Linked DNA regions of Homo sapiens: region 1 is linked to region 2. A link is a contact called in ENCODE Hi-C data. All regions are on one chromosome and are shown on one strand. Each heading gives the region's core, a stretch centred on a gene start or an enhancer-like site at or near the end of the contact. The rest is flanking DNA. Distances are from core to core; before and after follow the strand shown.

Evidence for each region. Hi-C counts contacts between places; a loop is a spot of excess contacts on that map. Pooled maps may share reads with other maps.
Region 1: a pooled map shows a loop between it and region 2 (4-fold over the local background). The contact joins two enhancer-like sites. A Hi-C loop is called at or near these places in 6 of 37 single-sample maps with no recorded cell type and 8 of 50 pooled maps.

The regions. Positions count from the first base shown.
Region 1 is chr11:109,966,278-109,972,465 of GRCh38, reverse strand. It overlaps LOC105369484 (a long non-coding RNA gene), which reads right to left. Exons shown (of 3, transcript XR_948004.2): 2 at 61-140. Among named protein-coding and RNA genes, the nearest start is that of ZC3H12C, 120 kb to the left of the region's middle. Within about 2 kb of position 1,250, at least 4 of the 41 ENCODE cell types and tissues checked have a DNase peak (open chromatin) inside an H3K27ac peak, as active enhancers do.
Region 2 is chr11:110,348,546-110,354,550 of GRCh38, reverse strand. No RefSeq gene overlaps it. Among named protein-coding and RNA genes, the nearest start is that of LINC02732, 3.6 kb to the left of the region's middle. RefSeq lists enhancers at 4,455-4,984, 5,585-5,634. Within about 2 kb of position 4,755, at least 3 of the 41 ENCODE cell types and tissues checked have a DNase peak (open chromatin) inside an H3K27ac peak, as active enhancers do.

The sequences.
Region 1 (6,188 bases), core at 1-2,500, 380 kb after region 2:
TATTAATTGCGTAGAGCTCTGTGCTAAGGTTTTGCATATTGTAAAACTAAAGGGGCTTACAGTCATGTTGGAGAGATGGGGTGTGTGCATCGTCCAGTGCAGCATGTCTCAAGCACCCTCTATGCGATGGTCCCAGGAGTCTGGGGAAGGAGAGTAGCACGAAGCAGAACTATCAACTGCTGAGCCAAAAAGGCATGCACTGTGACACTTGAATTGCAGCTGCTTTAGAACCGTACCTAAAAATAGCTCCAGCTCAATCTGCAGAAATTCTGACCTTAATGGATATGCTCGAGTTCAAGAAAGATGATTTATTCTTAGATCTTTATAACCAACTGCGAAGGAAGTCTCAATCTCAGCAACATCAGTGATTACTCCTAATAATATCTATCTCCCAGACACATGCTTTGAAGATGAAATGAGACGATACAGGCAAAACAACACTGATTGCAATTCAGATATTTACTGGTATGGCTCATTATTCTTATATATTCAAGAGGTACAGTGGGTGCTTTTACATTTTAATAAGGAATACTAGATACCGAGTGAGGCCCTCCCCTCACATCCACCAAATTGATCACTGCAGTGTTTGCATCAAAATAGCAGTATCAGTATCAAAATAATCAGATTTTGAATGCCTCAGAATACCCAAAGCATCCACTTCTAAATTGCTATTTAAGATGAATGCTCTACCTTTTATATTGCATTTTTGAAACTGAGTCAATCAGAAAAGTACTTTGATGTTGTAAATACCTACACATCAGCTCATCTGCTTTTAAATTAATCAAAATATTTAGGCATCTTCACAGAAATTTCTCATATTCATAAAACAAGGCAATAGTTATTTACTTCCTGGCATGGTAATATGTTTTGGGCAATCTCTGTTTGACTTGCATAAAAGGAATAAAAGCTAGTTTCATGAAACTCCATTGTCAGAATAATGAATGTTTTAAAAATACACTATTCAAAGCCTGCTCAACTCTCTTCCTCAGGCTATGGAGAATGTTTCTCCAGTGAGTCTTAGAAGGAAGGAAACCCTTCCTTCACCCCACTTCCTGTGCCTCCTTTAGAGCTGGGCTTGTAGCCAGAGTGAACAGAGAATGGCAAAACTGTTAAAAGGTTAACCGTCAACATGGCGTTCTCAGCATCTCTCAAAGGCACTTAGGAAACTAGTTGCAAGGAGATGAGTAGCAGCCAGAGAGCACCCCAGAGAGTACACTTGTGCTTATTATTCCACATGATTACATATTCAAATTGGTTTTAATTCCTGGGCAGCCATGGGGATGTTGGGGGAGGTGGGAAATAGCTTGCTGGAAAGGGGCAAGAACGGCGGAAGGAGCAGGTCTGGCATTAAAAATGTGCTGCAGATACTTCTCTAAGGCAAATGAGCCTCACGATTACGAATTTAGGCAACAAGGAAAGAGCTGTGGATCTAAAAAACGAGGTTGAATTTCCACGTGACATATGATAATCCCTTTCAATACATTAAGAATTCTACTTTGCATCAGCGTTACAGACTTCTTTTTCTTGAATCCTTCATAAAGGGCTTTAAAAAATTCTACTGTGGCCAGGTAAGTTAACCCATACCCATGCTGCCTTATAGATTCAAAAACCCCAGGGATTATAAGTAAATGTCTGTGACATTTTAGTCAGCTGGAGTTGGTGTTAGGAAACTTTTGAGGGTTCGTGGCTACAGATATAACCTTTGGCTGTCTTCACCAACTGTGGTTTTGAGAGGATTCACAGTGGTTACGTTTGAAGGTGTGGGCAGAGGTAGGGGAATTTGAAAAACATATGCAATTGTTTATTAGCTTTGTATGTTTGTAACCTTTCAATGGCACTTTCAAATAAAAAATACTCAGCATTTGAAAAGCCATGTTTTATTGCTAGAAATAGAATAAATGGAATATAAACATAGATAGCAGTGAGTATAATCTATTTAACACACATTATAGGATTTAAAAATCCTAATCAAGTTTGCCATTTCATCCAGGAATCTGTAATAGAACCTAATTGAGATGTGTTGAGACTTGGGAGGATTAATCACAGGAGGATGGAACTGAATTAGGAGGAGGTGAGACTCGGAGAATGAAATGCAGCAGGGATTTCGAGGAGAGGGATTGGACTCAACACAGCATTATCTAGAAGGTTAACAACAGACTATGGCTGATAGACCATGTAATAGCAGGAGAACCCAACATAAGGGTGTGGGCAATGAGAGTTTTGACCAAGAAGAATTTCAGAGCAAGTGATATTCAAAGGTCTAAGTAGCTCTGTCCAATAGAAATATGTAGTTTAAAATTTTCTAGTAGCTATATTTTAAAAAGTAAAAAGAAACATATACAATAAATTCTAATAATATATTTCATTAAACTCACTATATCCAAAATATTATAACTTGTGGCACAGTGCCCAGTGGCCACAGGTGGCTATCATATTGAAAAGCACAGAAATCAATCAGTTCTTTGGCACCAGGTAAGTCTATCAGGTCAGAGGAAGACCAACATCATGACTGGATGGAAATGGGCATATTAAATGGACGTGTTAACTGGTAATTTGCAGAAGAGAAAGTATAAATGGTTAGACAGTTTATAAAATAATTTCCACCTCACTTGTAATAAAAGCTATAAAAATTAAAATATCAGCAAGATATTATTTCTCAACTGTCAAAATAGCCAAGGTTAAAAAAATGGAGTTGTTTGAAGGTATGCTAAAACTCACATGATGCTGTTAGCAGTATAAATTGGTATAACTATTGGAAAATAGTTTTATATTTCATATCAAGAGCTTGGAATTGTTTTTCTTACTTTTGGAACTCTATAACAAAAAACAATAGCAATCATTACTGAATGCTTATTACATGAAAGATGATATGTTTAGCGTTTAATTATTTTAAGTCTTTTAACCATCACAACAGCTCTGGGAAGTAGATGTTATTATCCAGTTTTAACCCTATGAAAATAAATCAAAGTATGGAAAAATTATGGATTAATATGTTATTAATAGCATTGTTATAAGAAGCAAAAAATAGAGGCAAAAAAACAGATTTAGTAAAAACCCTAATATTTCAGAATCAGGAAATAGTTAACTAAATGAAATTTTTCAATGGAATCAATGTATTTGTAAGAGTGCTTTTTAAAGAATATGAAATGACATGGGAAAATACATATCTTAGTCTGCTATTGCCACAATAAAGCCGCATAACAAACATTAAATCTGTCTGGCCGAAAACAACAAACATTTACTTATTTTGCTTATGTTTGCGGGTTAGCTGGAATGAGACTCTGCTTTTGGCTTCAGGTAAACCGGCCTTGGCTGCAGGTTGCAGGTCTGGGCTCAGGTATGTTGCTCTGTATTCATTTTGGAGCCCAGGTTGAAGGGGTATCTGCTACCAGGGGGAAGCTCTTCTCATGGGAGTCTCCTAGGGGGCAAGAGGATGAGTGCAACCACACAGCACATCCGCTTGCTTCATGTCTACCAACTTCTGATTGGCCAAAGCAAGTCACATGGCCCAGCCTAAAGTGAGGGATGGGGAAGTATCCTCTGCTTGCCTTGAGAAGATGGCAAGAATGAGTTATGTCTAATTCTCTTTTGAGGGAAAAAAAGAACAGGCACAAATAATTCAATTAACCCCAGTCTGCTTTCCATTGCCTTTCTTCACATCCCTCCCACAGGTGCTTGCGTCCATCTCAAGATCCTTCCAAATCTCATCCCCTGCTGGTGTCTTCTAGTAGGAGAAGAGTGAGATGCACATAGCGGTCATGGTTTATAGCCATTGTGAAATCCTCGTTGATCAATGTTGCCAGGTTCCCCTACCTTGGGAGAAGGGAATATTCTTACTGGCTTAGACCCCATTACTGCTCCCTGGGCATAGCTCCCCAAACCTCAGTTCATTATTTCTCTATGGTTTTTGGCTCCACTCTTTGGGAAGTCCCTTGCCAAAATCCCCCTTGGTCACTTCTAAAGTGGGCATTGGAGAATATGCCGTATTTGGTGTCTGAGTCACCCTCTCAGCCTGCACCCTCCCTGTGGAAGGTTGGGGTAGGAGGAGACTAGAGGCAGTTTTATATCTCAAAAAGTCACAATCGCTTTTAGTTCATGTTAACAGAAATTTTCTCAATATAGGTTTATTTTTTTATTCCCTATAAATGCAGGATTTCTGGGCCATGTTTATGTACTCTCAATTCTGTTGCAAGGTAGCCATGCTTTCCTTGGAACCTGTATTAGTCAGGGTTCTCTAGAGGGACAGAACTAATAGGATAGATGTGTATATGAAAGGACTTTTATAAAGAAGTATTGACTCACACAAACACAAGATGAAGTCCCACAATAGGCCATCTGCAAGCTGAGGAGCAAGGAAGCCAGTCTGAGTCCTAAAACCTCAGAAGTAGGGAAGCCAAGAGTGCAGCCTTCAGTCTGTTGCTGAAGGCTCCAGGACCCCTGGCAAATCACTGGTGTAAATCTAAGAGTCCAAAAGCTGAATAACTTGGAGTCTGATAGTTGAGGGCAGGAAGAAAGGAAGCAAAGATAGTTGAGGATGAAAGAAGCAAGGAAGAAAGATGAAGGCCGGAAGACTCAATGAGTCAAGTCCTTCCAACTTCTTCTGCCTGCTTTATTCTAGCCATGTTGGCAGCTGATTAGATGGTGCCCACCTGGATTGAGAGTGGGTCTGCCTCTCCCAGTCCACTAACTCAAATGTTAATCTCCTTTGGCAACACCCTGACAGACACACTCGGGAACGATACTTTGCATCCTTCAATCCAATCAAGTTGACATTCAGTATTAACAATCACAAGTCCACCCTTTGTCAACTTGAACCCGTACGCATCTCCTGAAATCATACATAATCTTCAAATAAAGACAATCAATAAAAGGTCATAATTATGCCTAACATAATACAACTATTCTTTGTACAAATGGAAGTGCACTAATCCTTAACCTAAGTGCTATTACATAAAGTTAACAACACTTAAATGCTGATATAAAGTCAATAAATCTTATGTCATATGATAAAGGAAAAAGAAAAGAAATAAAATGAAGATATTTCCTTAGTATAAGTGTACACATGCACAAACATGTTCTTAACAAAATAAGGGGAAATACTCATGACAATTACAGTTCTCGTTTCTGCAGCTGGTCATGTGGTTGTAGCTGGTATTGGTGACTACCTTCTACTAACCATTCTGTATTCCCTTTGCCTTCAGCAAGCACCTCAGTGGGTGGTGAATTTTTACCTGGTGGAGTGACCCAGACCTTCATTCCTGAAGGGTCTGGGTCATCTGTAGTCCTGCCTGGATTGGGTTGTTTTAGTTTCCCATTGACCTTAATCACAGGGTATGATATAAGAGACGCCCTAAGAGATCTCCTGTGTAGACTGATTTCATCTTGACAGACCAGATCAATCACCCCAGCCAACAATGTAACTCCTTACTTAGCCTGTTGACTTAGAGGTAGGAGGAGCCCAAAGTGTCCAGGTGGCAATCGTAACTTCCAGTTTAATGGGATCATTGTTGAGTCTCCTGGTGGCAGCATTCCTCCCTCTGGAACTAAGACCTCTAGACCAGCAGAACGTAATGTCACAGGAACAGGAAGCAAAAATTTTGCTGGGGGGTCACTAGGGATGATGGTGAGCGGTGCCACTTCCATTTCCATCCCTTGATTCCTGGACCCATGAATACTGGCTCTGAGGGAAACAGTACCATATATTGGATGCTGATTCAAAGCATACACAACCTTCTGGAGAACTTTGCCCCAGCCCTGCAAAGTGCTATCACCTAGTTGGTGGTGTCATTTTGACTTCAAAAGGCCATTCCACCGTCCTATCAATCCGGCTGCTTCAGGATGATGGGGAACATGGTAAGACCAGTGAATTCCATGAGCATGAGCCCATTGCTGCACTTCTTTGGTTGTAAAGTGAGTGCCTTGGTCAGAGGCAATGCTGTGTGGAATACCATGACAGTGGATAAGGCATTCCATGAGTCCACAGATGGTAGTCTTGACAGAAGCATTGTGTGCAGGATAGGCACACCCATATCTGGAGTAAGTATCTGTTCTGGTGAGAACAAACCATTGCTCTTTCCATGATGCAAGAGCTCCAATATAATCAGCCTGTCACCAAGTAGCTGGCTGATTGAGGAATGGTGCCATATCAAGAGCTCAGTGTTGGTCTCTGCTGCTGGCAAATTGGGCAC
Region 2 (6,005 bases), core at 3,506-6,005:
CTGCAGCCTCGATGTCCCTGGCTCAATGGATCCTATCACTTCAGCCTCCAGAGTAGCTGGGACTACAGGCATGAGCCACTGCACCTGGCTAATTTTTGTATTTTTTGCAGAGATGGGGTTTTGCCATGTTGCCCAGGCTGGTCTCAAACTCCTGGGCCCAAGCAATTCCCCCACCTCAGCCTCCCAAAGTGCTAGGATTACAGGGGTGAGCCACTGTGCCCAGCCCGTAATGATTAATTTTATGTGTCAACTTGACTGAGCTAAAGGATGCCCAGATAGCTGGTAAAACATTATTTCTGGGTGTGTCTGTGAGGGCATTTCTGGAGGAAATCAGCATTTGAATTAGTAGACTGAGTAAAGAAGATCTATTTTCATCCAGTCTGTTGAGGGCACAGATAGAACAAAAAGGCAGAGGAAAGGTGAATTCACTGTCTGCTTGAGTTGAGCCAACCATCTCCTGATGCTGTAAGACATAGGAGCTCCTGGTTCTCAGGCCTTCAGACTCACTGAATTAAATCACTAGCTTCCCTGGTTCTCCAGCTTGCAGATGACATATTGTGAGGCTTCTCAGCCTCCATAATTCTGTAAGCCTATTCCCATAATACATCTCCTATCATCTATCTATCTATCTATCTATCTATCTATCTATCTATCTATCAATCAATCATCTATCATCTGTTTATCTATCTATCTTATTAGTTTTGTTCCTCTCGAGAATCCTAACTAATACAGAGATTAAAAGCCCCAACTTCTTTTACACAGCCATGCCTCCAAGCTGCTATGTGACCCTGGGTAAATCACTCTCAGGGTTGTTAAAATGGAGGTAATTCTTATTTTTTGTTTGCTTGTTTGAGACAGGATCCCACTCTGTCACCCAGGTTGGAGTGCAGTGGTGGTGATGACAGTTCAATGTGGCCTCAATCTCCCAGGCTCAAGCGATCCTCCCACCTCAGCCTCCCAAGTAGCTGGGACTACAGGCATGTGCTAGCATGCCTGGCTGTTTTTTTTGTTTTTTCGTTTTCAGTAGAGACAGGTCTTGCAAAGTTTCCCAGGCCAATCTCGAACTCCTGAGCTCAAGCAATCTTCATGCCTCGGCCTCCCAAAGTGCTGGGATTACAGGTGTGAGCCACCGCACCTGGTTAAAATGGAGGTAATTCTAAAGGATATCTTACAAAGTTGTCATGGACAATAACTACAATGCATTTTAAACAATGTTTAAAATAATCCATGAAAGTAATTATTGTACTATCCCAAATTTTCACAATATTTAAAGACTGGATCTTAACATTTGAATTTTTTTATCTGTACCTTCTTTGCCTCAACTAACTAGAATTCATGACTTTTGGCTATGCAGGCATCATTCCTATTAATTATATTTCTGAAATTGCTTTGGAATGTTTCTGGTCTCTCTGGTCCCACGGCAACTGCTACGCTTTTTACTCTTTATTTATTTATTTATGTTTTTATTTTAGAGACAAGCCTGGAGTGTGATGCTGTCCAGGCGGGAGTGTGATGGTGTGAATTTGGCTCACTGCAGCCTCAAACTCCTGAGCTCAGGTGAACCTCCCACCTCAGCCTCCCATGTGGCTGGAACTACAGGCACATGCCACCATGCTTGGCTAATTTTTGTGGGGTTTTTTTGTTTTTTGTTTTGTTTTGTTTTGGAGACAGAGTACCATTCTCTCACCCAGGCTGGAGTGCAATGGTGCAATCTCGGCTCATTGCAACCTCCACCTCCCCAGTTCAAGCTATTCTCCTGCTCAGCCTCCAGAGTAGCTGGGACTACGGATGCACACCGCCACACCTGCTAATTTTTTTTGTATTTTAGTAGAGACGGGATTTCACCATGTTGCCCAGGCTGGTCTCAAACTCCTGACCTCAGGCAATCTGCCCGCCTTGGCCTCCCAAAGTGCTAGGATTACAGGGACATGCCGCCACACCTGGCCATACTTTTTGTATTTTTTTGTAGAGACGTGGTCTCACTTTGTTGCCCAGGCTGGTCTTGAACTCCTGAGCTTAAGCAATCCTTCTGCTTGGCCTCCCAAAATTTTGAAATTACAGTCACTGTGCCCAGCCCCCTACTCTTTTAATAATTCTCACTTAGGTGCAATAGCCTCCTAACACTTATACCTACCTCATTCTCCATTATGTCTGGACATCCTAGGACATTTAAATAAATTCAGGCTGCCCATGTCATGGATCTATGATAATATATAAAAGCTCAGCTTTTGGCTGCAGCTATTTTGGCTCTATTCAATATTCTCTGGTCTTCAATCCCTTGGCTTTCTATTCCAGCTCCTGATACTGGTTAGAGACTCTTCTTTCTGTGATTACCTGGGTGGACATGCTTCTTTTTTACTCTGTGCATTCTCTCTGATCTAACATTCTCGTTCATAAATTCTTCATATCTGCAACTGTGGGTAACAAGTATTTTCACTGCCCCAGTCTGGCCGTGATAGACTCACTGTAGCCCACCAGCCCAACCACCCTGAGAAGGAGATCAGACAAAATCTGTCATTAGAGTGATCATTCCAAATCTCAGATTATAACATGGTAGTCTCTGATTCCAGTGCCAACAACAAAATGTCAGTGTGGTTATTCAATGTTTTGTGACTTGGCTGGGTAAAGGCACAAAGGATCTTTGGCAATAGGTGGCTGGTGGGAAGAAAAATGGAGTCCTACTCTTTGGGATCATCCACTACTGGAATGGAAGGTGGGCTAGGAGGAACTGACCAAGCTACAAAGGCTGACCGTGGAGATGGTTATTTGGTGAATCAAGGGTAGGAGAGCTTAACAGTCCCAGCTGCCAATCTAGAAGTTTTTAGTACTGCCATGATGCCAGAGGGTGACGGTAATAAGTTAGGATGGCAGCAAATTACACTCTTCAATTTTTTACCCTAGAAAGCATGCATATAGCCAGGTGCAGTGGCACGCACCTGTAGTCCCAGCTACTTGGGAGGCTGAGGCAGGAGGATTGCTTGAGCCCAGGAGTTTGAGACTAGCCTGGGCAACACAGCAAGACTCACATCTCAAAAAAAAAAAAAGCATGCATATTAATCCTTGTTGCTGACTCCATTCATTCCTTCAATAGTTAAGCACAAACTCTATGCAAGGATTTGTATTAGGCACTGGGTACACAACAGAAAAGGAAAGCCAGCACAGTGACCTCCTTGGTAAGTTTTGTCAAATAACTTGGCATGTGCCATTCTTCTTTATTGTGTTGTCAGTGTTAGAATGGGTTTTGGACCAGCGAATGGGGCTTCTAGCCAGTGCATTTATACAAACAGTTCTCAGATGTGCCACAAATATGTGGCCAACATAACATTACAGCCCCCATTCCTGCTTAGGAATAATGACAGTTTTTTAGTAAATGACATCCTTTAAAGGCAAATTACACATATTGGTGGTTTCTGGATGTTTTAAGGTTTCCACGTAGTTTTTTCAACTGACAATCCCTGTATAGGGATCTTGGAGAGTTAATCATCACACCACAGTTTTCAGCAATACACTCATATGTTTATACTGACAGTCAAGACATGTTGGTGGCCCAAAATGAAATGATTACATTTTGTAGAACCTCCTTCCCATAGGAGGAGTGGTAACGAAAATGTCTCTGGAGAAGAAACTAGTTCATATCACTCAGAATTAATGTCCATCCAGAAAGAACACATACAAATAAAAAGATATGTCATATTCTTGGCTTGGAAGACACACATTGTAAATATGTCAGTTTTCTCTGAAACTGATCTATAAATTTTTTACAGCTCAATAACAATTCCAAAATTCTAATGGAATTCTTTTGGAACTTGGCAAAAAATATTAAAATTTGTCTGGAAAATAAAAATATGCCCGAATAGCCAAGAAAATTCTAACACAGAAGAATATTAGGGAGAGCTTTGCCAGTTATTTAAACTGCAGTATTTATTGCTGATATACTGCTGCAGGAATGGACAGATGATCAATAAAACCAAATAGTGAGAACAGAAGCAGATCCAAATACAAATGAGATTGGATTATATAATAAAGTGGGGAAAAGAAACACATTATTCAGACAACAGGCTAGTCATTTGGAAAATGAATAAAGTTGGTCCCTACCTTGAACTTCCAGATGGAATAAAGATTTAAATTTGTAAGAAATTATAAAGTACTACAAAGTTAGGCCAGGTGTGGTAGCTCATGCCTGTAATCCTAGCACTTTGGAAGGCTGAGGAGGGCAGGTCACTTGAGGCCAGGAGTTCGAGACCAGCCTGACAAACATGGTGAAACCCTGTCTCTACTAAAAATACAAAAAATTAGCCAGGCGAGGTGGTTGGTGCCTATAATCCCAGCTACTCGGGAGGCTGAGACAGGAGAATTGCTTGAACCCAGGAGGCGGAGGTTGCGTGAGCCAAGATTGTGCCTCTGAACTCCAGCCTGCATGACAGAGCCAGACCCTGTCTCAAAACAAAGAAACAAAAAAGTAATACAAACTTTCAGATGAATTTTTAAATATAATTTTTAAGTGAAGGAGGACTTGAGGCCTGACACTTGGCTGTTCAGGCATCAGATTCCCTACCTTTGAGGGAGGAATTCCCCACTGTGAGTGATTGTGGCGTGACAGAGCGCACTGTCTCCTGGAGCTGGAGGAGACCCATTCTACCCCAGCCCACACATACGGCCTTGTGGAAACTCCCTGTGGCTTGCTGATTAAAGAAGAAAATGTTCAAGACTAGTTTCCAGATGACTCTTCCCTGGTCTAAGGACACTAGCACAATTAGGACTATTGTTGCAACTTTCACCCGCTTAGGGGCGGCCTTGAAAGACAATTGAGAAGGAAAATCTTCCCAGGGGCAGAACTCTAAGCAGTACATCTCATGATCCACCTTCCTGGAAGGAGAAATGACCTTAGGATTTAGAATCCAAAGGGACAAAAAAAAAATGTTTCAGTCAAGGGACATATTAAAGAGCTCACTGAATAGGAAAGTGAAACTCTTACTTTGCCACTTTTTGGCAAACAGAAAAGAACGTCTGGGTATAGACTGGGTGATTAATTCTGAGTATAAAAGAAAAAGAGTTATTTCAGCATAATAGGAGAAGAGAGGTGACCCCAGATACATTTCCTCAGTCTCCCCAGCCAGGATGCTAGTAACAAGACATAGGCAGGACTGCTGAGGACTCAGATTCCTTGGAAATGAAAGTTTGGGTCACTCCAAGAAGTAAAGAACTCTACTAGCTTAACACCAAGTTGAGAGCAAAGAATCATTTTTGTCATTTCAAAGACAGCACAAATGCATTTTGGCTTATGAAACCCAGGAAGCAGACTGACTAATTTTGACTTGTCACTATCGCCCCATTTTAAGCACAAGGCCTGTTCACATTTCAGAGAATATATGTCTTCTTGTTCACTGATAACTCTGCAGAGGAAGTCTATAACATCTGCTGTTTTTTTATCCTGTTCTCTCTTCAGCCTCCTTCATCTCTGCCTCCTAGGCCTTGGAATGAACTCTCCAACTCTTTCTCTTTCGTAGTCCCTCAATTCACCAGGTGTTTCCCACCTCTGTGCACTTGCGCCATGAGCTCTTCCTCCACCCTCTCCCTCCATGGCTGCTTACTGACTGCCAATTGAGATTCACCCTGACAGTCCCCTCTGAAGCCTCACCAGTGTAGGCCCAACAGAACTGACCACTTCCCCCTTACTTCTGTCAGAGTACCTATAATACTTTATTGGCATTATAGGTTTGCATGTTTGTCCCTGCTTAGCAGACTTCTTACTTATTTACCTATTTACTTTTGAAACAAGGCCTTGCTCTGTCACCCAGGCTGGAGTGTTGTAGCATGATCATTGCTCACTGAAGCCTCAAACTTCTGGGCACAAGGGATTCTCCTGCCTCAGCCTGCTTGGCAGCTGGTACTGTCAGAGGCATTTGAACCATAGCAACTCCATCTAGAATAGGAGCTAGGTAAAATGAGGCTGAGACCTACTGGGCTGCATTCCCAGACAGTTAAGGCATTCTAAGTCATAGAAT